2 separate regions of the Homo sapiens genome follow, and region 1 is linked to region 2. A link is a loop called in an ENCODE intact Hi-C map of the cell type or tissue named here. Cell type or tissue: Calu3. All regions are shown on one strand. Links, peaks and the distances in the headings refer to the core of each region. The heading gives the core; the rest is flanking DNA. Region 1 has its middle 60 kb from the start of FIGN. Region 2 holds the start of FIGN (fidgetin, microtubule severing factor).

Region 1 (15,764 bases), core at 7,757-10,256, 62 kb before region 2:
AATATTAGAATTAGAGATTATTTCTTGCTGAACTAGCAAATAGGACAAAATGTTTGCATTGCATTCATCTCTACTTGTGCATTCTCTTTTAGAGACAAGAACCTTGAGCCAGAAACAACCCTCTTTTACAGACTGAGCAAAACATCAAGATAGTATGCTACCCAGTAAATATACATAAAGACTGGTGGAAAATATTCGAATGTAGTCTGATATAAATAACCAATAATTGTACTATCATTTTAAATGGGAAAAGAAAAGAGCTTTGCGCCTTTTAAAGAAATAAGTACACTTACCTTAAAGAAGTAGACCAATGTTTAACAGGATAATATGCAAATGTGACCTAAGCTTTTGATTATATCAGTACCTACTAACAGCAGTTCAGATCAACGGGGATGAAATTGTAAGTATAAAAAAGGATGAGGAAAATAGCTACCAACTGAATTTCTTAACTAGTTATTCCTGATTTACCGCACACTGTGCTATTTGAACTGCAGTTCCTCAGGTATGCAAATCTCACTAGATGCTGAAGCATAGTGCTTTCTACATCTAGGGAAAAACTTACACCAATCATTTCTCCAGCATGTTCAAGCTAATCTGATGTTATCCTCTGTCACGCTTTATTTCTCAGTTCTCTGACATGGCAAGAGAAGTTCATGGCAACCATAATTTGTCCTTATAATTCTTTTGGAACTATTCAGTGCATGCAACAGGGAGCAGACAGTTTCTGGAATGAAGAATCAGGCTTAATTGGTTAAAAAGATTGAAATGGCTAAATTAAAATCAAGTCATATACTGCAGCCAGGAAAAGGAAACAAGGAAAGTGTTCTTGTCTGATGTTATCTTCCCACATACTGCATTGAAGAGTGTGAGCTCCAAACATGAGAAATATGCCTTATGTTGATTATCACCCAGTGAAGTAAGAAACCATAAATAATCTAAAGTAAAGGGCATGAACTTCCCCACAAAGTCAAAGCTCCTCTTCATGCAAGGTGAACTGTTAAAGGGAAAAAATACGTTTTCAGCTGTTGTTCACTTTATGTAAGCATTGATGTGCCTGTGTCAAAATGCAAGTTTCCTGCCCTCAGCAGTTCTTGAGGAACAGATAAAATGACATATATAGATGGGCAGCCTGATTTCCAAACCATTTTTTCTCCTGCTGGATCTGGTGAAGGTGGAAGCTACATTATTGCAGTACGTCTGGCTTGTTATAGTTATTATTAGACATGACTCACTATTGTTCAAGTAATAACATACTAGAGATATAAATTTGCATCTACAAATGCAGTTCATTCTGGTTTTTAGCAATATGACTCTATCGAGCTGCTGAGTTCTTCCCTAGCGCTACTGCACATGGAAAGTCACTGGGTTGCCATGAGCAATGCCACTTTCTAATGCAACTGTTGATCAATTGCTTATAAATCTGTGAAATGAATGATACAGAGAAACATCTTCCTCCTTTCCTCTTCCTCCTCTTGCTGTCTCCTCCATGAAACGCCCATTTTTGCAAGGATCCTGTAGCTCATGGAATTAAAATAAATAATTTCCACTTGTATTACTTTTCCATACCTCCTGGAAAGTATTGCACAGTCTGTTTTTTGATTGGTGTTTGCCCTTCCATTTACTTTGTGCATCTCATGGTGGGCCACATTGTTTCAGTTTGAAGTTTGGCCGTGGCACCTGAGATTTACACTGGTATAAATTGAGATTTGTTTTTTCCTACTAATATTAAATGATGTGAATTATTTCTGAATTTAATTATAATCACTTTTATGCACCTTTGCTCAAGTGTAAAATTAACCAATTGATTCAAAGTGTTATTTGAAACAACAACAAAAAACACCCTTCTCATCTGGTAGGCCCACACATATTATATTTCAGCCAGGTGTGATGGGAAATTAACCTCCTAAAATAAATGTGTAAATACCTCTGCCCTAATTATAGCTACAAGCACTGCTCCAATATTCTCTCTTCTGTGTTGTGGAATTCATGCACTTGTTTAATAGCACGCCTAATTTAGACAGGCAGAGTGATTATGAGTGGGTCTGGGATTAAGCCTGATAACTCAATACTTCTATGATTAGAACAGTGGCCTACTTCCTCCTTGGCTTTTTTGTGTGTGCATAAAATAAATGACTGTGATTGGAACTTTTAACTACAACCCACTCTGCCAGCAGCAAATGAAAACTACATATGATCCCAAATGTCTTTGCGTGTAGCATACCATTTCTTGGCTGTTAAGATTTGTTGTTCTGTCACCAATTTATCAGTTGGGGCCATTTAATTCATACTCACTTGAGCAGAATTAAAAGTGTTTACTTTCCTCATAAGAGGGCAGTCACATATGTACCAATTTTGTTTTAACTGTGGAAAGCAGGGAGCTGAAAACGGAGTGCAGAGGGGATTCAGCAAGGCCTAATCAATCACTGACAGATTACAGCTAAAGCCACTTCCATACCCATTAAAGCAGGACAAATGCAGAATTGCAACTGAACAACTTCTAGTTTTAAGCCAACAGTGGGACTTCCTAGTTATTTATCAAAGTCATTGCTGGTAAGCAGCATGCCTCGCTGCTCGATTGTACTTCACAGCAGACAGAGCTGACTGAAGCTTCAGCCATGAAAGAAGTGTTTATGCCCTCAGCTGTGGTGCTGTCAGCCCTCTGGAATTTACTGTAAATCACACAGCTTTTATTGCAGGATTTAGTAGCTTATCCTCTGTGGGCTCTATTCACTGCAAGCTTGTTACTATTTGGATGTTAGCCTCAGTCCATAAAGGGACTTGCTACACATCATCAAACAGCGGCAAAAAACCAAAGGTTTCATTTTTCAATTTTCTAAACCCTAAACTCCTCAACAGTCATTGAATTTCATTGCAGAAAGTGGAAGTCTACTTTATTATGGTACTCAATTTCCCCAATGGAGTTATACACTTATAACATTACTTTTATTTCCAATGACAGGATCTGGCCATCTGTCCTGGCTGTAATTTCATAACACACTCACTAGTTTTTATTTTAAGGGAATTTCTAGATATTACATGGAGCTTGTGACAAAATTATAATGTATATATAAAGGCCACAATAATGATAACTATATTTAGTACTGCCTAACATCTTAACAAAATATTTTTTTCTTACTCCAGCTAGAGAAGAGTCTGCACGAGTTCCTAACCCAATTTAACTGACAAATGGGGGGTATGGAGAGCAAGTTTTAAAGAGACAGAAATATAGAAAGGAATGGGATTACTCAAGTCAGATCCACATAGGACAATATTATTGCACAGGCAGTATGTATTTTGTCAAAAGTGGCATTATGTGCCACTTTTATCGAACTATTTCTTCTCAGATCAGAGGGAAAATGCTAAGAAATCTTAGTCTGTGATAGAGAAGCCTGACTTTATAATGAAGAGGGTTTGCCCCACAAAAGCTTATTAATCTGACAAGATGTTTAAAGATATTTTGTCACTTGCTACATAATATAGCAGGGCCCACTTAACAGCACACTCAGATCCAGTGAAATTCTGAATAGGGAATCAGAAAAGGAGTCCTGGATTGTTTCAATGCATTGTAATGTGCAAATTACAATTCCTAGAAGAGTGTACCTACACTTACAGAGAAATGATCTTGTGGGAAGAAAGAATGACCTGATGACAAGCGCCATTTGGAAGTAGTAGGTATAAAGTATGAAAACACTTTGCCTGTGGGGCTTTGTTGAGGAACTTGCAGGAGGTGAAAGTGGTTAAAAAGCACTTGAGCCAAAACACATACATACACAAAGGAGCAAGATAGCTTTAAACTGGAAAGCCAAGTGTGATTAGCTGGTGTCGATTAACAAGGAAAAAAGCATATACAGAGGAAAAGAATAGAGCCATGAAGGCTTGAAATAGCAAATGGAAAGTACTAACTGTTTTGGCAAGTTTATATTTAAAAATTATTCCGAAGCACTTATCAGAATAAAAGGGGACTGGGATTTAGATTTTTCAATGGAAACAAATAGCTGTTTATGACCAGACCTTACATATCAAGAAACAATTCAACAATTTATGCTTCTCCCAAGATGAGTAACAGGCACCAGATTTACCCTCCAACTGAAAAAATAATAATAATCCAACAATGTATATGAAAAAATAGATTTTGGTTTGGGGATTTTTTTTTTCATTTTTATTTTAGACTTGAGGGTACATGTGTAGGTTTGTTACCTGGGTATATTGTATGATGTTGTTTGGTAACAACAGTTTTGGACATTGGATATCAGGCAGCACAGAAAAGTGATCACCAAGAGACAGGAATCAAGGTGAACCCTGTGATTGCTCTAGCTCACTGCCTTGACAGAGTTTGCAGGCTGCGGCACAGGGAGAGGAGAGCCAGATGATGCCCAGTAGTATCCAGAATGGAGGAGACGGAAATCCAAAGAGGCTAGAGTTCACAGGGCAGAATACCAGAAAGGAAAGACCAAGAGCGAGAGAGAGAGAGAGAGAGAGAGAGAGAGAGAGAGAGAGAGAGAGATGCAGAGGGTCCTCCTTCAGCCTTCAATTGAGTACTGATCAGCCCAGGCATGTGAAGAAACTGCCCAACATAGGGAATGAAACTAAGCAAAAGTAGCAGAGGGGAAAATCCTTGGAATTAATATAGGACTGAAATTAGTTCATATTCCCGTGAAGAAAATGCAAAAGCCTCATAATTCATAAGTGGGGTACATAAAAAGGCATAGCCGTGGTACTGGGGAAAAATTAGCCCTGGACTAAAGGCAGCTCTGATCCCACCTAGCAAAATTCAAAAGTAAGCCTTAACAGAATCAAGATGCTTCCAAGTAACTTACTGAAGTACTGAGCAAAGCTCAATTATTTATAGCAATAAAAATATATCTAGCTCCCAACAAGATAAAATTCATGTCTGTCATCCAATCAAAACTGACCTGACATGAAAGAAAACAAAACAAAACAAAAAACAGGAAAATACAACTCATGGTAAGGAGAAAAATCACTCAAAAGGCACACACCCAGAAATGATACAGATGATACATTTAGTATATAAGGACATTAGAACAGTTATTATAACTATATTCCATGTATTCAAGATAATAAAGAGTGAGAATGTTAAGTAGAGATGTTAATGGTATCAAAAAGGCAAAATTTCTAGAGACAAAAAATGCAATACCTGGCAAAAATTTAACTGGATATAATTAACAACAGATTAGACAATGCAGGAGAAAAGATTAGTAAATGAACACGCAAAAAAGAAACTATTCAATATGACCAACAGATATAAAATACTGGGAAACAATAGAACAGCAGTGAGCCATGGGACATAAATATAACTGGAGTCACCAAAAGGGGAGGACAGAAAAAATATTTGACAATGTAACGGCCAAAATTTTTCAATTTTGAGAAAATGTACAGACCTACAGACTCTCAAAGCTCTACAAATCTGAAGCACAAGAACCAGGAGCAAAACTATACTGACACATATCACAATTAAATGGTTTATAACAAGCAATAAAAATAAAATTCTGAAAAGCCACCAAAAAAAAAAGACAAATTATATACAAAGGAACAAAAATAAGAATGACAGCAGATTTCTTGTTAAAAACAATTCAATCCAGAAGACAGCAAATGAGTATATTTGAAGAACGGAAAAAATAAAAGACACATTTCAGTGTAGAATTCCATATACCATGAAAATACTTTTCAAGAATAAGGGTGAAATAAGGAATTTTCTCTGACAGTGAACACCAAGAAAATTCATTATGACTAAGTCTGCGTTACCAGGAATATTGAAGAAAGTCCCTTAGGCAGAGTCAAAATGATAGCAGGTGAAAATCTGGATAAGCACTAAGAAATAGAAAGCACAAAAACAGTGTTAATATGTAGGTAAATAAGAAAGAGATTGTTTCTTAACTTTTAAATTACAAAAAGTAATTCACTGTTAAAAGCAAAATGAATAACAATATACTCTTGCTTTTATAACATATGTGGGAATAAAATGTATGACAATAGCACAAAGCCTTGGAAGAGAGAAATTGCAGTATCATATTAATTGAGGGTAAATTGTGATAAGTTAAAGATGCATACTACATACACTAAAGCAATCTTTAAAAAAAAAAAGAAATATAGCTAATAAGCCAGCACAAGACATATATGGAATTATAACAAAACAAACAAACAAAACCCTCAATCCAAAACAAGGGAGAAAATGAGGAAAAATATTTCAAGATTTGAAAGCCATCCAAGGGCCATATGAGGCTGGCTCTTTCCAGGATAGTTTAGAAGTCCTTTTTCCCTTACTTTACAATATAATAATTCTTTTTTCAACTATAAATTTGTGGTCTATAGTGAAGTCAATAGTCAATAATCAGATTTTCAGGACAATAATAAAAAACGGAAAGAACCTTCAATTACTGCATAGTAAAACATTTGTTCTGAAACTGAAATATATCCTGTGAAAAACTGTTCAAATATCCATGTGTCTGTAACAAGCTGAATAGGGCACACTCACAAGGGTGCACATCTGATAGAGGATGTAGACATATTCTGGTGGGAGAGAGAGTATCAGCTCAAGAAGCCTTTACTGAGCAACTGCTTTGTGCTTGCCACTGAATTCATCCGGCAGGGATGAGAGGAGCTCATTTAAGCCTGAGCTGGCATATGCATTCATTACCAGCTGCAGATAATAATTGAGGATCTGAAGCTTGATTGGAAAGTCAGTATTTTAGTTAATGAGATAACTTTTCCATAAATCTAAGATGATAAGACACAGGTTAAGGTCAGAAATAAATCAGGCAGTAGTCAGGACACAAACCAACAAGTACAATCACAATGTCCAGGGGAAAGAAACTAAGGAAACAGTATTGGCTAGTCAGCTGATTTCTTTTCCTCACTTCCTTAACACCTTCACTAATCTTCTCTGAATTTGTCCTTCTTTGGGAATACAGTGGGCCAGTGTGACTGGCTGAGAACAGCTTACTTATTTTGCAGTGCGTGCCAACAGGTCTACCTGTCTGGAATTCTAACAGCTGAATTTCTCCCGATGTGCACCAGACCCCCTCAGTAGCAGCCACATCAAATGCTCTATCTACCAGGGACTCTTCTCAGCACTCCGCAGGTTGTTGATGAAACAAAAATCAGAACAATGCAATTTAGTTCATATGGAAGTTACTCTCATGAACCCTGGAACCATTAGCACTATTAGGGGTACTCTTCATTCTTAAAAAAGACATAAGAGGCCGGGCGCGGTGGCTCACGCCTGTAATCCCAGCACTTTGGGAAGCCGTGGCGGGTGGATCACGAGGTCAGAAGATCGAGATCATCCTGGCTAACACAGTGAAACCCCGTCTCTACTAAAAATACAAAAAATTAGCCGGGCGTGGTGGCGGGTGCCTGTAGTCCCAGCTACTCGGGAGGCTGAGACAGGAGAATGGCGTGAACCCGGGAGGTGGAGCTTGCAGTGAGCCGACATGGCACACTGCACTCCAGCCTGGGCGACACAGCGAGACTCCGTCTCAAAAAAAAAAAAAAAAAAAAAAGAAAAAGAAAAAAAAGAACAAGACACAAGAAAGCAAGAAAGCAATGTCCCACTTATTCCACTAGCATTGAGAATGAAGTCCACACCTAGAGAGGGTAGAGCCAAGAGAATTTTGAAGAGATGGAGCCAGGGTCTTCATTTATCCTGCCTGAAGAGTGCCTTGCCAGTAGACTTCTTTTTGTATGCTATGAGCCATTAGTTCCTGCGCCAGTTGAATAAAATGCATCTGATACCTGCAGCCAAAATCATTCTAACTGAAATAATTTTTCAGGCAATTTATTTCACAAACAAATAAAATAAACCTAGGAGGTAAAGTGACTTAACCAAGGGCATAAAGCTAATTAAGAGTGTTGCGGCCAAAGGAACTTCCCCTTCACCCTCTGAAGGTTAACTGCATAATCGACTCACACTGAGGCAGATTAGTAAGAGAAAAGGCTTTGCAAACGTATTACTACCAAGTGCATGGGGAGAAAAAGAGTCATTACGCAGTTTCCAGTGCGGTACAGAGACCCTCATACCCTACTTCTTAGAGGAAGAGGAGATGGGGATGTGTGGATGATTTTAGGGGAATCATAAATGATGTTTAAGGGACGTCAGTGGTCTGGAGCAAAAGTCTATGTTGGGCCCATAGAGCGGTTAACGGTTTATGACAAAAGTCTCTCCAGGTGTGTTGATACACTTCTGTCTTCCTTCCTAAGATATGGGTTCAATCAATGAAAACTCAGGGAAGAAACCAGAGATAATTGTTTTCTTCTTTGGGAAGTCTGAACTTTAGACAGATAAGGGAACTCAAGAGAACAATTTTACCTGTGCTTAAGGAGAGATGGTGATGGGGCAGAGGGGACAGCATAGAGACCTTGAGGCCTCTTCTTCAGTTTGGCATATACAAAGCATCATATTTTGGGGTATTGGTTTCTGAGCCCCAACAACAGCAAAGTCAGGGCTAGACTAGCAATCCATTGTGTACTGAGCAGTTGCATGCTATACTCCAAATATTACAATATCAAATTTAGGTGCACTTAGCTATCTGTTATTAATATGTGATTAATCTACAATTAATAATCACTTTTACCGAAAGAAATTAACATGACCCCTACTTCCTGAGTCATTTGTTTTACCTGATTTTCTAAGACTTTATTCAGATAATCTTTATAATATAGTCTTTATAATATGCACTTCCAAGGGTGATATTCAAAATATTCAGCAATTGAGATGGCAGGAAACCCATACAATCAAGAATGAACACTGGCTCTACTGCAAGGACAGGGTTCTACAGGCCCTTGTTTGCCAGCCCTTACTCATTCAATTGCTGGAATATGGGGATTTCCTGGGCTCCCAAGAAAGAGGACAGGTGCCAGGAAAGTTCACTATGGGGGAAAGTTGCTCAATGTCTTAAAAAACTAGTTTGGCTGGCCACTGCATGCTGAATGGCTCTCAGTGCTGTGTTTCATGCAATGTAGTACTTAACAATCTTGGGTGCATTTGTCTCATCCTCTCCTCCACATAGACTACAAATTCTTTGGGAACAGGATAAGATCTCACATTGTTAGATTTGCTTTGTATTACCAATAATACTTAGTGCCTAGGAGTTCAATAATTAATGAATAATCTAATATTAATGAAAATAACCAAAATACTAAAATAGGCATGAAAAAATATCCAATTCTCTAGTCTCATTATGCATCCTACTAATGTTTATTAAGGGATGCTAAGTCCCAGGCAGAGAACTGGGTTTTAGAGATAAGGAGGAAAATAGTTATACAACCTCGTGAAAACTGCAAGGTTTTCTTTTTAAAGGACTCAGAACTTGTCTAAGAATTTTGAAAAAACAGCTGGTATGTATGAGAGCAAAGGCCCAGAAACATTGAGAAGGCCTTTGGAAAGTACAAATTTTAAAGAAAGTTGAGGGTTCCTAAGTCGTCATGTTCTGTCTCTCTTCAAGGTCACTAAGCTTCCCATCAGGAAACTAATGATTTCCTCATCACCATCTTTGTTCTTTGTGTAGTATTTGACACTAGTGACCACCACCTTGATAGAATTCTTCCTAAATCTCTAACCACTTCACTGATGCTTTTATTGGCTCTTCTTCCCTTTCTAGGCCTGAAAAAGGGACATATTTCCCAGAATTTTATTGTAAGCCCCTTACCTTGTGGATACATTCTCTCCTTTGAAGACCCAAACACCACTCCAATGAAAATTATCAGAACTGGCAGTTGCCTTCCAAATCTCAAATCTTCATTGTTCTCTTCCCCTCTAACTAGTTTATATATCCCTTTAGTGACTCCAAACTAACTCTCTGCCTGACTAAGCCACTTCTGGTCATGGCACCACCACCCTTCATGTTATCCTGTTTTGTACCCTTAAATCACATTTGATTCTCTTCTCACTCCCTCTTCAGCCTAGCAAAGTAGAACACACCTGAGATCTGGAGTTAGGAAGACCTGAGTTCAAACCTAGTCTCCATTTACTAGCCAGGTGAACCTGGGTATGGTCATTAACATTGCAGCTCCAAATCCATCAATTATTCAGTGGTGACAACATTTCCCAGCTATGGGAATTAAATAAAAGCATGTGTCTAAAATATCTGATATGTAGCAGGTGTTTCCCTTAAACTTCTCCATAAAATTAATTGTTCTACGTCAATGACACTGCCTACATCTTTCAAATCTACATTAAATATTCGTTTTAAATTTTTCTCAGTGGAGATATTTCACCTCACTGAGCCTTAAAGAATATTGTTTGCACTCATCTCATAGCATTAACTCCATTTTGAAATTCTTGGTACTTAACATCACAAGCTGAACTTTTTGGATTTTTCAAATTTGCTCTGCCCAATATGGTAGCTATTCAAATTTAAATTTGTGACTATTCAAATGTAAATGTAAATTAACTAAAATTAAACTTTATTTGAAACTAAATTATTCAGTTACACTGGCCACATTTCAGGTGCTCAATAACTACATGTGGCTAGTGGCTACTATAACACAGTATACTAATGAATGTTACAGAGAAATATAGAACATTTCTATCATCTAGATGTTTAACTCCTCTGTGATGGCTGAAACTGTATCTCGTATATTATTTTTTTTTTTATCCTCTGTCATCCATTGTACTTGGTGGGCACTTTAAAAAGTACATATTGTTGGACATGTACCCTACAACTTAAATTATAATGATAAAATAATAAAAAAGTACATATTGTAGAAGTAAGTAAATGAATGGATATCCAAAAGGTGCTTCTTAAAATCTGATATTATACGCTATTGATTCTGAGTCAATAACTACATTGTGTTTACCTTCTTATGAAGAGGATCATGGCACAGCCTCCTCAGTTACCTGCTCAACACGTCTCTCCAATGCAGATTTAGCCTCACCAGGCTGTTTCTAAGACTTTTTGAAGGAGAATGGAAAGAAAGTAAATGCGACACAAAATATTCAAGAGTAGGTGGGGAACATTTAGAGAGCAGCAGTTTAGAACTTGCTTAAGAATGTAAGGATAATAAATTTTAAGAAAAGAAAACCAGGCATTTTAACAAATATTGCAAGTACTTATGTGCCACTTTCCTCGTGTGGAAGAGATAGAAGTAAAGACTTGAGATACTGGGATTATCCATTATCACATGGACTTTGCTTTCTTAACTATTAATATAATGCTGTTATAGGACTGAAACCACATTGATCATGATTTTGTAAGTATTATAATTACAAATCACCACATTGCAATATTTTTTCTTGATTTGCAAAGATTTTCTATTATATGACTTCTATTTCACATAATATTACATTTGTTGACAGTGGCCTTTTCATAATAAAAAAAGTCTAGAATTATATTGGGTGAAAATGTATGATGTACCCCAAAAATATATACAACTACACCCAAAATATATACAACTACTATGTACCCACAAAAATCTAAAATTTAAATTTAAAAATTTAAATGAAAATGCATGACTTCCTCATTTTCACATTGTGATTATCCACAGACAATCCTAAGAATCAATGTAAAGTCATATAAACATCCACAACATGATATTGGTTAACATTGGCCTTCAGAATTTCCAGAAAACGAATAGACTCCTCTCACAGCAGGCTGACACTGGTGCATTCTATAAGAGGGGCATGAGGAATAGAGCCCCTGGACTCCTTCTGACATTAATGGGCATCCCACAGCCAGATCTTTGTGTCCTGCCTTGAGAATTTACCCAGCTGTAAAATTACATTCTACATAGTTTCATGTGGGAAGATGACGCATGTCACTCCTGGAAACCATTACATGTTCCCTATAAATTATTTGGCTAAGCAGCTATTGCCCTGGGTAGTCAGTTTTAGCCTTAAAATTCTTTTACCTTTACCTCAACTGCCTGAGAATGGCAAAGAAAGGTATTTTCACTGTTGCACAATCAATAATAGGAAGTCCAAGAAAACACTGAATTACTGTTGCCTCAAGATTTTTTTTTTTTTTTGTAGTAGGAGACTTGCCATATTATTTTACCTGATACAAAGTCAATCATTAGCAAATACTTTGACCGCCTCTAACTGAACAGATTACCGGGCCAGATATGTTAAATGCTCTTTATGACAACATAAATATTTTACATAGCTAATTCCTCTCTATTTGGCTTTTCACTTAGGTTTAGGATGATACAGATCAATCGTATGGTTTTCACAGAATCAATTTTCAATTAATGCAGTATAGCTTCAATTAAAATACATGGTAACAGTAAAACAATGTGTTCAGACAGTTTGTGCAGCTGTGAATTCCTTCCTTATTATAATGAAGTATACTGAAATCTCAGGTTTATCTTTACTTTCTTAAAATTTTCATTCTACAGTCATTGTGACAGGACAGCTGTGTTCTTACCACCAAACTACTGCCAGTAACTAGTTGTGTGACTCAGTTAACTTTTTAAATGTGTATTTCTCTGCAACTACAAAATAAATATAGTACTAAATTACTTCACAAGTTTCCTGGAAGAATTTAAAAAGATAATATATAAGAAAGTACCTAACACAAGATCTAGTAGACGGTAAGTGTAGTAGACATTGATTAAATTTTAATTCAGCATATATTCAGTATGTATAGAGAAAATCTACCAGTCAAATTCATCTTATTCCTTCTCCAATTCCACTACCTTTCACCTTCACAATTAGCATTTGTAAGTCTTCTACTATTCTCTCAACGCTTTCTTTTGTTCCTTTGGTTGTATATTCATTACAATTTTGACATACATAAGACGACATTTCTTTTCTCTTTTTTTATACTTTAAGTTCTAGGGTACATGTACACAACATGCAGGTTTGTTACATGTGTATACATGTGCCATGTTGATGAGCTGCACCCATTAACTTGTCATTTACATTAGGTATATCTCCTAATGCTATACCTCCTCCTTCCCCCAACCCCACGACTGGCCCCAGTGTGTGATGTTCCCCACCCTGTGTCCAAGTGTTCTCATTGTTCAGTTCCCACCTATGAGTGAGAACATGCGGTGTTTGGTTTTCTGTCCTTGCGATAGTTTGCTCAGAATGATGGTTTCCAGCTTCATCCATGTCCCTACAAAGGACATGAACTCATCCTTTTTTATGGCTGCATAGTATTCCGTGGTATATATGTGCCACATTTTCTTAATCCAGTCTGTCATTGATAGATATTTGGGTTGGTTCCAAGTCTTTGCTATTGTGAACAGTGCTGCAATAAACATACATGTGCATGTGCCTTTATAGCAGCATGATTTATAATCCTTTGGGTATATACCCAGTAATGGGATGGCTGGGTCAAATGGTATTTCTAGTCCTAGATCCTTGAGGAATCTCCACACTGACTTCCACAATGGTTGAACTAGTTTACAGTCCCACCAACAGTGTAAAAGTGTTCCTATTTCTCCACATCCTCTCCAGCACCTGTGGTTTCCTGACTTTTTAATGATCGCATTCTAACTGGTGTGAGATGGTATCTCATTGTGGTTTTGATTTGCATTTCTCTGATGGCCAGTGATGATGAGCATTTTTTCATGTGTCTTTTGGCGGCATAAATGTCTTCTTTGGAGAAGTGTTTGTTCATATCCTTCATCCACTTTTTGATGGGGTTGTTTGATTTTTTTCTTGTAAATTTGTTTAAGTTCTTTGTAGATTCTGGATATGAGCTCTTTGTCAGATGGGTAGATTGCAAAAATTTTCTCCCATTCTGTAGGTTGCCTGTTCACTCTGATGGTAGTTTCTTTTGCTGTGCAGAAGCTCTTTAGTTTAATTAGATCCCATTTGTCTATTTTGGCTTTTGTTGCCATTGCTTTTGGTATTTTAGTCATGAAGTCCTTGCCCATGCCTATGTCCTGAATGGTATTGCCTAGGTTTTCTTCTAGGGTTTTTATGGTTTTAGGTCTAACATTTAGGTCTTTAATCCATCTTGAATTAATTTTTGTATAAGGTGTAAGGAAGGGGTCCAGTTTCAGCTTTCTACATATGGCTAGCCAGTTTTTCCAGCACCATTTATTAAATAGGGAATCCTTTCCCCATTTCTTGTTTTTGTCAGGTTTGTCAAAGATCAGATGGTTGCAGATGTGTGGTATTATTTCTGAGGGCTCTGTTCTGTTTCATTGGTCTATATCTCTGTTTTGGTACCAGTAGCATGCTGTTTTGGTTACTGTAGCCTTGTAGTATAGTTTGAAGTCAGGTAGTGTGATGCCTCCAGCTTTGTTCTTTTGACTTAGGATTATCCTGGCAATGTGGGCTCTTTTTTGGTTCCATATGAACTTTAAAGTAGTTTTTTCCAATTCTGTGAAGAAAGTCATTGGTAGCTTGATGGGGATGGCATTGAATCTATAAATTACCTTGGGCAGTATGGCCATTTTCATGATATTGATTCCTCCTATCCATGAGCATGGAATGTTCTTCCATTTGTTTGTGTCCTCTTTTATTTCGTCGAGCAGTGGTTTGAGTTCTCCTTGAAGAGGTCCTTTACATCCCTTATTTCTTATGGAAAACATTATACTTAAAAGCTAAGATTTGACATCTTTTCAGCTTTTAGAAGAATTGTGAAATTCATTTAACTGTCTCTGTGTCCACAATGAATAAACTTAAAGTAAACAGTGGTGAGATGCCAGAAAAGTAGCCTCTCAGGAAAAAGGCAGAGACGTATCACTCTCCAAAGCAAGACCCTCAGGTATGATTTGTAGTGGAGCTAAGTTTATTTTGGCTTCATTGGCAGAAGCACTGGTTTCTGATGTTATTTGTTCAACCTAAATATAAATGGCAAAATCTGATTCTGTTTCATATGGTACCTAAAATTCTGAAATAGGGATGGGAAGTCAGAGTATGATTATCTGCAAAGGATACTTATTAAGCAAACATCACAAGATACTTTCAAGGCCTAATAGAATAGTAGTCTTTAGCACATAGAAGTTGCTCGGTAAATATATGTTGAATAATGAATGAAGCAAGAGCCAATTGTTACATTTTATCTTTTTTATCTCATAGCACTCAGTGAAATATAAGTATAGAAGAGGTGCTCAACAAATGCTTGCTGAATTCAAGGTAAATTTGGTTGAGCAGACCATATTCCTTGAGTTATTCTCTTTGAGCCCTTAGGCTGCTCCCTTGGGTCAATTCCATTGAACTACTATTAAGATCTTGAATTCAAAATTTGGCTGGAGGATGTGGGAAAGGCATATTAATTCATAAATATCAATTTTCTCACTTGAAACTGAAGTCCAATTCTAAGGCAATTTTTTATGCTAATTTTCTTTCCTTGACAAACATTTAATAAAACCCTTCAACTTACTCCCCATTTGTGATATTTTGAAATATATAGTTGGTCTATCACTCTATTTCCTGGCATATAACTCCTAAAATCCTTAGAACCTCCATGGCAATGTCTTTGTGTATGATCATGATTGACTGACAGCTGGCAGCCCCTAGGTGGCATCGGGATGGGGGCTTGTCACCTGAATGACCAAGGCAGGATTAGAGGCTTGGGACTCAGCCCCATGACCCAACATCTAGGGAGGGTAGAGGGACTAAAGTTACATTTATCACCAGTAACCAATTATTTCACCAATCATGCCTCGTAATGAAGCCTCCATAAAAATTCAAGAGGGTTTGGAGAGCCTCTGGATAGCTGAACATGTGGAGGCTACTGGAAGGTGAACAATAATTTATCCACGTGTCAGGAGAGTGGCATATCCCAGCTCCTTGGGCACAGAAGCTCCTGTGCTAGGAATACTTCCAAATGTGGCCCTATGTATCTCTT
Region 2 (15,764 bases), core at 5,901-8,400:
CTCCCTCATCTTTTCTACCCGCTGTCTACCTTCTGCCTCCACTGATTTTTTTTCCTTTCCTTTCCTCTCCCATCACTTAGGTAAAGCACATCTCTGTGTCCAGCCTAGCTCATATTTTCCTTAGTCCAGTGCAGACAAGTCTATGGTCATTTGCAAAATCACATTCAGTATCACTTTGCTTATTCCCTTAACCTTCACTTTTGTTGTTGTTGCTTACATTATTTTGAGAAGAAAAAGCAGAAAAAAGTAGAATTCCCCTCTGAATTATCTTGAAAGGAAGGCATACACACACACACTCCTGAAGAAGAGTTATGTTGATTTTTCTTCTGATTTTCTTAAAAAGCACAAGTTTGAGTATACTGTGTATTAGAATTTCACATATTAGTCAAAATGTTATGCATTATAATGTCTGTGCATTTAAAAAGTAAAATAGAAAGAGAAATGATATTGCTAATAGAGTGGGAAAAATTAGTCAAATTTATTATTTTCTGAAATAACTGTTTCCCTGACTAGCCAATCAACTTCCTTTAAACACTCAATATTTAATTCTCATGTTATATCAAGAAGTTTCAAAAGATATTATAGAGATGGATGTCAGCTACAGCCAGAAACATTTCTTTTGATTAAAAGTTTTGAAGATAAATGCATACAGAATATGATGACTGTTAAAGTGCTTTTTAATCATACCACATAATTAAAGATAGTTTTATTAAAACAACAAAAACTGAACATCGCAAACAATGCCATGAATCTCTGTGGAAAAGAAAGTCAAGTTTTATTTTCCTTTGCTTAAAATAATTGGAGAAAAGCAACTTTTACCTATACTTAAAAAAAAAGGGAGAAATAGTGCAATGACGAACTCTCCTGTGTATCTTATTATTATGGAAGTCCCATAATGTATATTCTATTATGTAAGTGTCTTTTATTCCCAGAGTATATGTAATTTTGAACAATTTAGAAACTCTGTACCTCTATCCAGTGCTCTTTTGAACAGTTTTCCAATTATTTGATTCCAAAGTTAATTATATTTATTTGCATGTTGAATGATTTTTTTATAATGTGTATTTCAAATGAATCTATAAGGGAATTGGAAAGGTACAGTTATTATCTATTAATAAACTCTTGCTGACCACACTTTTTCCTCCTCTTTTTAAAGAGCAGGGGTTGTTTTATTTTAGATATTACAGATGAATGGCTTTAAGTCTGTCATCAAAATACATTGTTTTTATATTCAGTGGGCACTGTATTATATATTTTATTCACTATTTGAATTTACACAAGGAACTGTAAATTCAACGCTAGGATTTAATGTTAAAGGTTGATGAGCTCTGAACTTTTTTAACAAACAAGAACAGAGCAGTTTTGCCCGAATTGCACAGAGCATCTGCTGTGTGTCCAGAGGACTTTTGGTCGTCATTCCCCAAATGGGCAATAACTGCGATTATGAGCGCTTCACAGTTTTTTTTTTTTTTTTTAATTCATCTGTACTCAATCCAACAGTGACCCACAGATATTTCCCTACACTTATTTCTTTGTGGTAAAATCCAATGAACAACTTTTCGTAATATCATTTTCAAAGCCATCTTGTAAAATATAACTAAAGAGGTTTCAGTGTTCTCTGTTACATCAGAATAAAGTTCTTCTGTTTTATTTCGAAGACTCCTTTTTTAAAAAATTCACAGAAAGGTCAAATCCATTCCAAATAGAAATCTCATTGCTTAGAAATATTTCTTAGGATCTCGAATCACTCTTTTTTTGTCTTTTAAATTCTGTCATCTGCCTAGATTTAACTGAAATAATTTTTATTTCTCAGTGTGTTAGCTAAAGGCATCCATTCAAAGGTAAGAACATCATAAAAGGTGAATGGAATTAATTTCAAAGTATATATTTGGCATTTTTAAAGAGCTGCATTTCAGCATCTGGAGAGCTGCAATTTAGGCTATCAAATCTACAACAGAGAAGCTGGGGGAAATGTGAACACCCTTATGAGGAGGGTCAGTCCTCAGCAAGTGCATTTTCGGTTCCAACCTTCAAAGGTAACATTTTCAGCTTGATGGGCTCCTGGTGGAATATATAATTTGCCTCTTTCATTCTTAGCTTCGTTGAAATATAGAAGACTGGATGTCTACCAGGCCAAAGTATAAACTCACCATTTATCTATTAAAGTCATATTTAATGAAAACGAAGAGAAATTATGACCCAATTCACTCTCTTTCTCATTACAATTCCTAAAGAACTTTGCCGGGCACATTATCTCGTAGACATCATGATCAAATGTTATTGTTTGCTTTATTATCTCAGTTGGATGGTTGGCTAGTCTAGAATGAAATAGGTTGAAGGCAATACTCTCAGCCTAGAAGTCTGAATGAGGTTCCCATTCAAATGATCCTGATTGTTTGCGGGTGGGGCGGGGTGATTAGTAAACCAACTGAGCTTACACTGCATAGTAAGCGTCTGGATGCCGCACATTTACATCTAACAAGAGACCCCAGAAAACGTGTGTGTGTTTCTTAAACCTTATGTTCCGAACAAAAGGCTATCTCAGCAACAGACAATCAGCACTGCATTGCTCCCTGGGATGCGAGCAACACACTCAACTGCACATTTCATTCTTCCTCGGCTCCCAGCACCACAAAGCCCCTACTCTCTTCCCACTCCTGGGTCCCCAGATTACTCCATAGAGGGGGGTTGGGAAGGCAGAAGCCTAACGTCTATGCCTGCGCACCAGCCGCCGACACCAGGGCCCCCCGGGCGCTGCTTTCTCCAGCCCGAGCCGCCTGGGGGAGGTAGGGAGGGGAGCCAGGGAGCGCGAGAGGGGACCGCACACCTAGACACTTAGGATTTTATTTATTCACAGGGAGGCGGGGGAGGGGAACTGGGCGAACGCGAATTTTCTCCCCGAAGTTGCCTCTTCTAAGCAGATCAAGTCGTTTTCTGGCTGGTGCTGGGGGCCCCGGGGAGGGTGCCGGTGAGGTCCAGGCTCTCGAGACCAGATCCCGTCCCGTGCGCAGAGGGGGTGGGGAAGGGCGGACGGGCCGCAGCTGTCGAGAGGGCCGGGAACCGGCAGGGAAGAGCCCGCGGGCCGGGGAGCAGCGCGGCTCTGTCCCGGGCCCTCCAACGCAGGCCGGGGAGCGCAGGGGCCGGCTGGTCACGCGTGGGAAAGAAAGCCCCCTTCCCCCTACGGCGCTGCTCCCCTTTCCCCAGGCTGGGCCGCCAGAGAGTGCGTGCAGGGAGAGCTGCGAGTCCCCGCGCGCGTAATCATGACCTCGGGGCCCCCTCCGGGCCGCGTGAGCGCATCGGCGAGGCTGGGCGGCCGCCGCGGCCCCGGCCGTGTAACATGACCCGAGCGGCCGGCCGGCCGGCGCGGCGCGGCCATTGAGCCCTCCCTGCCCATGAATCTCTGGCGCGTCTCTAGCTCGCTCGCCGGCTCGCCTCCCGCCTCCCTTTCTCCCCCTCCAGCTCCGCGGGCTCCGTGCGCCTCTCCCTCTCCCTCCTGGTCCTCCCGCTGCCCGTCTCTCTCCACTGCCCGCCTCTCGCCACTGCCTCCCGTCTTCTCTCCCTCACGGCAGCCTCCGTCTCTTTCTCCCTCTCTCCTTTGAAAACTGATCTTTGGCTCTTAGTGTGAAAGTGATTTGAATTTGGCTCTGCGGCGCTCTGCGCCTGCGCCCAGCCTCTGGCATGCTGGCTCCTTCCAAGCAGCTGTTTTGGGTTTGAAATTCCAACATGGCAGAGGCTGCAGTCCGTCTTCCCTTCAAAAACTTGGAATGATTTCAAATCATAGGCACCTTCACTTAACCCTAGCTTCCATTCATCAGCAAACACATCGGATCGATGCTACGCTAACCTATCGGGTTCTCTCTCCGCGCGTTCAGGTAAGAGGAGCTTCGTAGTTTTCTACCATCTGTTTAAATTTGTTTTTGTTTTATTTTTAAAGAATATAAATACATCCAAGACCTGTAATTAAAAGAGATCTTCAGTTGTGCCGTAAACATTAAATTCAATTTCCACTCGTTTCTATTCTGTACGCCAACCTGCTGTCTAATTTCTCTGTTCAAAGTAGCCCTGAAACATTATAATGCATATTTTTGCTGCTTAATCATTGTAACAATAGTATGGGATTAAGAGTTCGCGATTGCAAGAATCTCGCTTTTCGCTATATTGGGCTTACTTATTACTATCTTTTTACTTCAAAAATAAAAAAATAAGAAAGCGGAGCCATAGGGTGGGGCTAGACTTTCTTCGGGAACTAACTTCTAAGTAAATAAGAAGTGTAAATAAGAATCTTGCACACACACAAAAAGTTGAGGTTAAATTACAATCTCGTGGCTGGGGGAACGAGAAAATGTCAGAAGATCGGTTGCAGAAAAATGTAAGCACATCATCTAGGAGGGGGTACAGCGTGGTGGGCGTATTGTTGGCAAGGAACGGGAGAGAAAGATGTATAATTTAATGGTATATACAATCCACTGATCCTATTACCGTCCTCCCCGGAGCTCTTGTTAGTTTCAATGGGAGTGAGTGAAATTGACATGGACTTGCATTCCTGGTCATGTGCTTTTTTTCCTTTCTTTCTTCTCCTGTGATCTGAGATCCCCTTTTTGTTGATGTTGCTTTCCCCCTTAATTATATGCATGTAGGTTAAATGAATACCTGACGAAAGGGCCCACGTTTCAAGGCAGTGACATTTGATAGCTGAGAGGAAAAGTGGCTTTAATGAAAAGCAACCTTTGGAATTCCTGCTTGTGAGAAATCCAATTCAGCTTTTTGTGCTGCCAGCAAGAAATGATCAGTAGCACCAGTGTTTATGGTATGTCAGTTTTGGAATTTACTTCCTTTGCATCTAAATAGGAAAGACAAATGAAATAGCATGATAAAACCATTGAAGACTGCCTGGCAAGCAGTTGCTCATGATATAGAATTCCTTTTTTTAAAAAATATATGTTTAATGTCACCATGCTTTTTTTTCTTTTGCTATCACTTGTTTGTATATTGCAGTTTTGATTAATATATTACTTGAATCCACTTTTATCGGTTTTAGCTGTCATCCAGAAGTTGCACGTTACTAGTAATGCACTATATATATATAACTGCTGAAGTCAAATAGTATGTAAATTAGTTAAACTCAGTGTGGGTTTTTTTTTTTTTTTTTTTTGAAGGAGGGAGGCTGGGCAAAGGGGAGAGGGCAGGAGTGTTGGGAAAGATTACTAACTAATGAAAGTGTATCTATATATATGTACACACACAGGAACAGGACTGGATGAAAATTTTATTTTTCTCAATCTATTAATGCAGTTTGACTATCTGCTCTTGATGTTTGCACTTTGTGGAGTAATCAGTTCTTCTGAGTGTGGTTTTTTTTTGGGGGGGGCGGGTAAGTGAAGAGGTGTCTTTTACATGAAAATAAAAATTATATTTTGATTGTCCAAAGTCCTTGATGTCTTTTAAAGAGTAGGGATAGGTTTTTCTTCCCCCTTTCCATTCACTCGTCTGCCTGTCAGCGCTTTTTACTTTTAACTTGTGACAGAATTAAATAATCAGGCACTGAAATTGACTTCGTTTGAAATCGCTCTTTCCTTTCTTTACAAAAAAAAAAAGTCAGTTAAATGGAGTGAGAGGGGATTTTCAATAGCTCTTGTGGCAGTGCCCTGTGTACACTTTGTAATATTCAATTAAGACAGAGGGAACAACAACAACAAAAAGATGTTAAAGTATTTTGCATAACCAAAGGATATGTCCACTTTAGACTGTTTTTTTTTTTTTTTTTTTTGGTTGTTGCTATGTTTACCCCATGACCGTTAATTCCTCCTGAAAAGAGAGAAAGAAGGAAAGAGAGAATATGAAAAAAGAAATAACAGTGGGGCAAAGCTGCCAGGGGTCTGTAGTGTGGCCGTGGTCACTGCTCTCTCCTAACACAAATGTGAATACGAAGAGAGGAACTACAAGACCCGTTGCGCGACATACACGTCTGGTTGGACTCTGGTGACTATTGAGCTAAATACACACCACACTTACACGATAGGAAAGATTTGATTGAATTTTGCATTTGGAACTTGTTGACTTTGAAGCGATCAATAAGAAGACTGTTTATTTTAGATGCACATAATTTGCCCTGAGAAATGTTTTAAGGAGGAGAGAGCACAGCTTTTTTTCCCCCGGAGCTGTTGGAGCGAATGGGATTGCCAGATGGGCGATTTCCCTCTGTGATGTTAAAGCTGTAATATATATTCAGAGCAGATTGGGCTGCTGCCTGTGATGAGGAGGATATTACATTTATAAATTTTAAATCGGAGCTCGGACAATGTGCTGAGAGCAGAAATTGGATGGTTTGACTGTTCACCGTATTGATACTTAAATGTGATTTCTAGGTAGTACTAATAATAATCATTGCAATAATTCATGAAAAACATACTGGCATAGGCAATTATATAATTCATGACATTTAACAGCAGATTTGAGTGTGTAAATTGCCCCCCTCTTAAGTCTCTGCTTACTATTAAATAATAGTCACATAATTCATTTCCCTATGTTTAAATGTCCGATGTGCAAATGATGTTAACTTAGGAGCCTTGTTATCATATATTAGAATTCTAGGGGTGAAAGTTTACATACATATATATAAAGTAGACACTTGTGTATATGTATAAAGTGGCGTTACTGGCTCTTGTTTTCTAATTCTTTACTCTGATTATTTTTAGATTTTGTTTGTCTCAAATGTGCGGCCTAAAGGAACCAGAGCTACAAACCTAAAAGACTAGAAAGTGGGCAAGTGCTCACACTCTGGCAGCTCTGCTGTTGCAAATTAAAAGTGTGTTGTGGTCAGGAAATGAAAGCTACAATGTCTCTTTTGAACAAGTCGTTTATCAAGAGAAACATCTATCAGGGACTGCCTTGTCACATTGATCCTCTAAAAGTTAGGTCCGAGGTGGAAGCTGCTTTGATGTTTTTGATCCTAAATTTAATACAACAGAAAAAAAGCAAGGATATTTTGACCAGTATAGATTTTTAAAAATGTTTCCTGGAACCAACAAGATCTATTTATTAGGATTTCACTATGTGTGAAGTTTTCTGGACGTAACAGTTGAAAGGTTGAAGGGGAAATCCCAGACTTTATAAATTGATGATTGTTAGAATATACATTTATAATATATTTAGTGATGGCTGGCTTCTTGGTGCACATGGAATGGACGTTTTGAACACAGATTGTTCAAAAGGAAAATTATTTTGAAAGATTATTTTGGAAGAATATGTAGAGAGTCAAGAGTTTTTCATTCAAATTTTAGTTATCCTCTTCTGTTCTTCCTCTCTTTTACTCCTTCATGCTTGTTTCTTATCTTCATTATATTTGTGACAAATTAGCTTTTATTTGGAAAAGAAACATTATTTCTACAAAAACCATGTCCCAAAACATGCTTGTACACATCGTCTCTATTGTTTATTAATTGTGCATGTTTATGGTTATCAATATAAACTGCATGGACACATAAGTCCTTTGGAATTTCAGCTTAAAAATAGAGGTATCAGATTAAACATGCTATGTGTTCTTGAATAATGAATATGTTGTATGCATTATTTAAAATTGAAAAGGTATTGTTAGGAAAATGACCAAGTTGAAACAAAATTGTGAAAGCAGTTAGAAGCAGCCTGCTTCATTTTGGGAGGCAAAGATAGGAAAGAAGTGTTTCTTCTTTAAAATAGAGTTTTTGGATACTTGTCTTACACTGCTGGAGGCAACTTGTTATTTCATGTGGGTCTATCATCAAATAAGCAGGGAAGAGTAGGGTGGGAGTTTTGAGAAGTGTAATACTTGCTAATTAATCATGTCTGAAATGAAAGAATCATAGCAGGGTAATAAAGTCTCATTGTTGTTTTCCTGGAAGAGGGTAAGACTTCTGTTTGGAAGCTGTATGTGTGAGTTGATTTGCTTTTCTCTTCTCCTAAAAACACAGTTTATAGGGTCTCTTTGGAATTATTTCAAGAAACATCTTTTTTTTTTTTCTGAAAATAGAGTATTTTTCTTTCTCCTGGCTGTATTTCATCAGTAAGATTCTTAAAACAGTATCTGATATCTTCTGAGTGAAAATAGGGGGTTTTATTCTTTAGTTATATTTAAGACTCCTGTAGCTGAGTTTCCAGGGCTGATATTTTTTTCCTTCCCATAAATAGAAAATATTTTTTGTTTTTGTTTTTATTCATGTTAGGCAGGAACTTTGAAAACCTTTTTGTAGGTAGTTACTTCTGATAGATATACAAGAGTGCAGAAATTTCATTAATTACTTTTAGATGATAATATAAGAGTGTAACCAGAGAGAAGAAAATAGGTAGTATTTCCAAGAATCTATAGAGACCATCTGTATTATTACTTTGCATTTCTAAGATAGTTTAAGATATAAACCACCTGAAAAGATAAATGGGTAATTTCATTATAGGTTAATTATTTTTTCCTGAGCTTCTGGTTGTCACCTTTTAGAATTTAGTATCTTACTCAGGACATTCATAGGGACAGATCCACAAAGTTTGAGAGTCTGCACTGTTTTTCAGAATGTTCATGTCAAGGTGAAGACAGCCATGCTAATACTTCCCTGTTTTTGTCTGTGTGAGTGTTTGGATGCCTTGAATGATTGCCTAATTAAGTAATCACTTTTAGTGGCCCAAAATCAACAGAATTACTAGATGTATTTGAAACAATTGCAGGCTTTTAAGGTTTGAACTTTCTAGTTCTTAGAACCTTGGTTTAATAGAAATAGAAAGGTGCTATTTTACCTTTGATCAATATATTCTTGAGTGCAGATTTCACATACTACTCTTTATAAAGTACTGTGTTCATTGTTGAAGAGCAAATAAATTTAATTACCAGGAATTTAAATTGATTTATAAATTTTTGATTGGAAGAAACTATTCTGCAGATGTTTGTGTGAAATATTGACATATGCTACTGATCGATAGAACTTGATTAATCAGCATATCTGCTGTTTTTCTTGAGTCATTGATAAACTAGAATAAACAAATGGTTCAGAAAAAGCTATAAATTTTAACTCTCAATAAAAAATAAATGTATGTGTCTTTCTTTTGAGATATACAAGAGCTAGTGTTTTATTGAAATCAACTGAACTTAGAAATTATTTGGGGGTACCACTTAGAAGCTTACAAGTCCCAAAATTCTGCCTTTCAATTCACACACACACACACACACACACACACACACACAAACACGGAGCAAGAGAGAGAGATTGTACCTATATTATTGTTTATTGAAAATGAAAGAATTTTTTTGACACACTGCAAATAAATGGCCAGTTTAGCAAGTGCTTTCCATGGTTGGATTTTGTCATTTTCTTCTTTTTTTCCTAAACTTGAATTTTTAGCATTAACTTTTTCATTTAACTTCTGGCAGAAATTTTAAGCATAGCTGCTTTGGTATGATTGCTGATTACTAATCTTTTTGATATTTTTGATGTTATCATTTAAATGGCAATTTTCTTTCAGAAATGTTTATTTTAAAAAGTAAAATAGCAGGAATAAGGAGTATGAAAGAATATACTCAAAATAAATGGTACATTGAAGTTCGAAGCAAATCAAAAGCAAGGGGTATGCTAAGTTTCCTTAGGGCAGCACCACAGGTGCCTGCTCAGAAGCGCTGCCTCAATACAGCACATCCGTAAGTACCTGTTGACAACAGTAGTCTTAGCTAAGATACTGAGGAGGCAGAAAAGATAGGTGATCAGAAACCATCAAAACATGAGATATCATATGGCACTTTCTGTTAATAATATTTACATATTTTATGCAACAAATCTGCTTGTTGTCTTGTTATTTGAATATTGACACTTTGCTTAACATTGCATATGGTGGGCTGTTGTTTCAGGGTGTATCAGAAGCAGTAAATCCAAAGGAGAATTTCAATTTAGATGTATTTATGTTAAATATATGTATAAATGGATATGTTTGCTCATATTTTAGCTCTCATGACTTTCACAAAGCATTTATAGTATCACTGCTTCCAATCATTTTTGAAACTGTTACATCTTGAAAGTAGAATGCATGATTTATTATATGAAGGCCCAAGGTTAAACGTTTTTTACCCTATAGCTCAGCTTAAGTATTGGTATTTTTGTGTTGGGAAATGTTTTTTAGAAAGTATGTTTTATAATTTTGGAAAATTTGCTTCTTACTAGGTTTCTGTTCTCATTTTCATAGGAAGAGGAGCTTTTAACCAAACAGTTATTAAGGATATATAATATACAGTAAAGTTTTTTATACTATAGAATATGAAATGTAAAATACCTATAAAATGTTTTCTTTTACCCCATTTCATTATGTTGAAAATACCTTTACTCTCTTTCTTTGCTATGTTTTAATTTCTGCTGGTATTTTACATACTTATTCCATTTTGCTTATGGATATATTCCTGGCATGAGAACAGAAACTGCATTTAACTCCCTTTAGCTATATATATATTTCATATATATTTCATATGTGTATGTAGATATATGAAATATATATGTGTGTATGTATATACCTATTTTGTTTTTCCCAATTCAACTGTTTGCCTTATGTCAACTGGATGCTTTTTAAACAACTGATAATTAAATGTCAACTATTTATGAGAGTAAACTCATCTGAGAATGGGTAAACTCTACTTTCATGCATTAGTTCATGATGAAATATTATTCTTGGAAATAGTAACATCTCAGATAAAATTTTAAAGGTAGTGCAATGTGAAGCCGTGGGTTTCTGTATGTCGTTCTAAACTTTTTGCTTATCTTTTGACTTACTATCCTCACCATTAAGAGACATTTTTACCTTCACCTAGGACCAGCTACATAATTTCTGAGACCCAGCGCAAAATTAAAATGTGAGGCATCTTGTTCAAAAATTAATTTGAAGACAGCAACACACAGCATTAAACAAAATGCAGGGCCCTGTATTGTGTGGTGGGGTGGGGGCCTGTGTGCCTGAACAAATGATGGGGCAATGAAGCCAGCCCTGCCTTCACCACCTACAGACTTTTATCTGGGGCCACCTTTGTAGAAGTCACTAGGTTTCCTATTGGAGACTGACTATTCCACAATGATTCCATCTGCCTCTGCCGAAAAAGATACTAATGAGAGTTGAGTAAGAAAACTGATGGGAAATGAACCATTAAGTATCTCCTGCTCTTTCTATATCTGAACTGGGGATTGAAATATTTGCTTTTGTCTCATCTTGCCCTGTGTCTCATATATCTCCTATATATCATGTGACTTTTTGCTCAAGTATTCTTAAAAGGAACTTTGTGTGTGTGTGTGTGTGTGTGTGTGTGTGTGTGTGTGTGTTTAATGGTTTGCATGCAGTTACATACTTCAATACTTATCCCAGGCCCAGAATAATTGTAGTAGTAAGAGCTTAGGAGGTTCTCTGTTGCCAAGTACTGCCACTATCCCTCCTCGGTTAAGGCACAAGAAAAATGAGTATTTTTATGTAGAAATCCTACATTATCTGATACAAAATGCTGACCATTAAAAAAACGAAAGTATGCTCATTGAGTGACAGGAAGGGGGGGGCAGACCCCCAAATAACCTTGTTATAATAGTGTCAGTATTGATACGTGGACATTAGAAAGTGGTATTTTAGCTATATAAACATGTGACAGCTGTGTTAAAGAGGAAAAGTAACCATTTCATGCGGTAACACTAATGTTGCAGTATGCTGTATTCAAATCCTGGACTTAGCTTCTCAATTTGTATTGCAATAACCTCCCTCTCCCTGAAAATTAGAGTCATATGACTCCTTTACCAACGTTCTGTGCTGATAGGTGGACAAAACATTTACATCGTTGCTTCCCAAAGTACTTCTCAATGAGATCAAACTTCATATTGCGATACCTAAAACTGAATTTTGAAGTCAAGTGGCTTTTTCAAATCAAAACTGAGATATGATGGAATGTCCAGCAAGTATGGATCTGAGTGCACTTGAAGTTGCACCATTTATTTTCAAAAGATATTTCTCACATCAGATGACTCTGCCAGGAAGGGAAATATCAAAGAGCTTGGAAAAAGTAACTATTCTTTTATGTAATCCAAGACTGGGGTGAAAGTGGGGGGCTTTAAAGATATTTTTGAGGAAGAAAAAAATTGAACTTATTTTGAATGCCTTGTTAGACTTTGTCGGGAGAAATGCTACATATGAGACTTTCTAAGAAGAAAAATCTTTGCCCTGTGTAATAACAAGGCATTGCTCTCCACACTGATAGGCACTTTAATGAAAGAAAGCTGGGAAATAACTATTATAACAGTGTCCCATTTAAGTAAAAATTTACCCCACAGTTTAGGAATATTTTTTTTTTTTTTAACTAAGCCATTGCAAACTTGAAATATTTTAGTAGGTAGTTAGCCACAATTCACATTTTCTAATGTTCTGTGTTCTATCTCCATATTCTGTAGTATAATTTCAACGGGGACTCATCTTTTCCTGCTTTACTCCTATACTTGGAATCTTGTATTTTCATATTAAATGTTTTGCTTTAAAAATGATTAAACTAGGAATCTGGGTAAATAAGTGGCAATATAGTATATTGTTGTGCCAAAAAGAGCTTTTTTATTTTTCATCTGTTCATTTCTTTTCCCTTTCAATTTCAAATTGAAGATTGTAAACTCTTTCTTTTAAATAATATACCTCAATGATGCTAAATTATAAATCTTAATTCGGTATGATTCAGTGATTTTAATCTTACAAGATAATTATTCTGAGTAGGATAAAAAAGGTTCCCTTAAGATTGAAGGCATTTTCATTACAATCCCCATTTTCAGATCAAACAAATACTATGAAATAAACAGTACTATTATTCTTTTATGCTTAATAGTTTGTACTTTTCAATTAAAGTATATGGATGAAGAAATAAGGCTATAGATAATGGCAGTCTCATTGTTTGCAAACTAAGTGCTTTTGATAAATTTTACTGCTAGGAATTACATGGATCTAAGGGAATCTTTTAGATAAAAATTACAGTTTTGATTATCTAAATGGAATATGTTCTTGTGCATGTGCATAGATATATTTCTTTGTGAAGGTATTGATGTCAGGGACACTTTTGGTATTCCTTTATGAGTATTTAGGTTAACGGGGTTAGTTAGAAAATGTATCCTTTCCTGGAAAATGAAAAATTACATTCAAGCAGAGGTAAAAGAGTAGAACATATTCATGACTTTAAGTACTTAAAAAGATATTTTATGAGTCATTTTTGAAGAATAATTCCCAATATGTAACTTGTTAAGAATAATCACCATTTTTACTTTCTAAAGCACATCTATATTAAAACTGACTTTCTGTTCATGACTCGCAAATCTGGAGTCAATTTTAGGCCCAACTTACAAAAGATGTGGGTCTTATCCCCCCTGCCCTTATCGTGGTATCCTATGCCAGTAGAGTCAGTACAAAGTTCTCTTTTAAAGAGAGATTTTCATTTGCATTATTCAGAAGATTAAGCAACGTTTTTGGGAGGGAAATACTGATAGGACCCAAATGTAGACATTGGGACCCTGAATGGCCTGTATCCTTGTCTGACAAACTGGAAGGAAAAAATATTACCAGCTTTGGAATTTTACATGCCTATATGAACAGTGCTTTTTCTTTCTGTGGGAAGATTTTAAACATACTATGAATACAATAAGTGTTACCTAATTGGAAAAATATGTTTCCTATAATTCTAAGAGTACTAATCAACCAATCATCGATATCAATTTACTCATGGATGGTAAGATAGTAGAATTTTATTCAGAAATGAATGTCCAGTTGGAGCTGGTATCTCTTTAGAAAGTGAAAAAAATTACACATAAGCAAAATTCTTTTGGTAATTTTTTAAAAACATGGGTGTGAAATCTCCATCAATAAAATTTTTGGCAGTTAAAGTATTACAAAAAAAATTGAAAGCTCTTTATTATGTTTTGTTCTTTAATAAGCCTCTAAATGAGCATATACAGTGCAATAATGCCTTTTTTGTTTACTTTTTTAATTTTTGTCTTGTTTTATTTTGTTTTAGCATAAAGTAAAAAGAACTTATAGGTAAACTATTTTGTACTATTTATTTTTAAAGATATCTAGTAAGGACAGTACAACATATAATATAGGTTTGTTCATAATCATGGGTAAAAAATCTACAATTTTACCACCATGTAATGGTAGTTCCTTGAAATTTTACCCTACTACAGCAAAATGCCACAGTCACTAAGATGGGAGGTGTTGCTGATATATGATTGGAATGCACATGTATACTTAAATACATAATTTTTAAAAAAATTGTCTTTATTTTCTAACAGCTTGTTGGTGTCCTTTGCTTAGGGCTAAGGGGAAAATGTTTTCTGCTATTTTGCTATTGGCATACTCACCAAGAACCTTGCTGTCTAAGCCATCTTCCTACCTACCTAGCTGTGTACCGTTTTGAAGAGCTGTTTTTTTCTTTTCTTTTCTTTCTTTTTAAAAAATTTTTGATATTTGTCTGCAAGACTGGTTATTACTTGATCATCTGGAAAATCAAATTTCATTTCAGCCACTGGAATATGATACTTAGATCATGAGAAGTAGTTTGAATTAATTAAGAGGATAATATTAGGGTTTATATTAGGGAAGAGTAAAGCAGCATTTGTTGTCATGGACAACATGTAGGAATAGGGGAAGGAGGCACAAGTTCGAGAAAGTCATTGAGGCAAAGCTAACATTAAAGACTGTTTTCATGTGGTTGTTACACAGAATGATATTGGCAATTTTGTAAATTAAACCCTAATATTAATTATGTAAAAAAAACCTTATCAGTTATTAAGAATCATTGACTAATAATCAGTAAATAGCATGTAGCACTATTTTAACAAATTATATTCTCCGTATCTTTTCGTCCCCATAATTTTAAAAAGTGTGAAAACATATATATATGCCTTTAAAGATGGTTCAACTTATTCTCAGACTCTTTTATTCTCTCTTAACATACTCAAGTTTTTAGGCCACAAATGAAGTGACAGAATAAAATCCATTGAAGATGGAGGTATATGTCCTTTAAGGCTTCTTTTGGAAACTAATGTGTTTACTGCCATTATGGAAGTTGAAATCATTGAATACTTTGAATTGGTTTTAGAAAAATTTGATGTTAAATTTTGTATCAACTCAGTAAATGCTTGCTATAACTTCCTGACCAAACTAAAGCCCCAAACAAGCAAAATAAATAAATAAATAATAAAAAAACTTTTGCCTAAGCCCTACACCAGATCAGTTAGATGAGATTTTAAACTCCTCAGATGATTCTAATGTAAACCAAACATTTATATATATCAAGAGATCTTAAAATTTTTACCTTTTAAAAAAATGTCATTCTTCCTGGTTTGAAGTTAGAAAAATGAAGATATCTATTCAGAACTGAATATACTAATGACATGTACAGATAGCTCATCATCCGGCTGAAGTTCAACAACCTATCTAGACTTTTGAAAACATTTCTGTCAGTCTTGCAAGAACATCTCAGGAAAGTAACGATGATGAAGGACAGTGTCAGCAGAAGCCCACAGTCGAAGATCATTTTGTTACCTTGGGTAAGCCATTCAACCTCACTGAGCCTTAGTTTTTAGTTTACTTTTTTATAAAAGAAGAGATGATTGAGGTGATCCGATGATGACTAAGATTTCTTGCAGTTTTGTATACTCCATGACTGCTTTGTCATGGACCAGTGAACTCAAGTAACTTGGACCTTGCTAGTCGTCTAAAAGATGCAAAATATTTTTGTTTCTCTTAAGAAAGCTCCAAAA

What was found. A loop is a pair of places that touch in the nucleus more often than their neighbours do. Peaks named below come from ENCODE experiments on the same cell type or tissue, not always from the same donor. Only the 100,000 strongest peaks of a DNase experiment are listed, where the experiment ranks them.
Region 1: a loop joins it to region 2, with 2.3 times the contacts of the local background. A loop is called at or near these places in 3 of 110 quality-filtered maps.

What each region holds. Positions count from the first base shown.
Region 1 is chr2:163,787,948-163,803,711 of GRCh38, reverse strand. No RefSeq gene overlaps it. Among named protein-coding and RNA genes, the nearest start is that of FIGN, 60 kb to the right of the region's middle. In Calu3, for the core only: no CTCF peak of the experiment used is centred there; a DNase peak (open chromatin) is centred at 8,871.
Region 2 is chr2:163,723,946-163,739,709 of GRCh38, reverse strand. It overlaps FIGN (fidgetin, microtubule severing factor), which reads left to right and starts at 3,702. Exons shown (of 3, transcript NM_018086.4): 1 at 3,702-3,872; 2 at 4,638-4,807. The coding sequence starts at 4,783. LOC107985957 (a long non-coding RNA gene) reads left to right here and starts at 5,769. Exons shown (of 2, transcript XR_001739759.2): 1 at 5,769-15,764. RefSeq lists enhancers at 2,063-2,578, 2,579-3,095. In Calu3, for the core only: no CTCF peak of the experiment used is centred there; no DNase peak of the experiment used is centred there.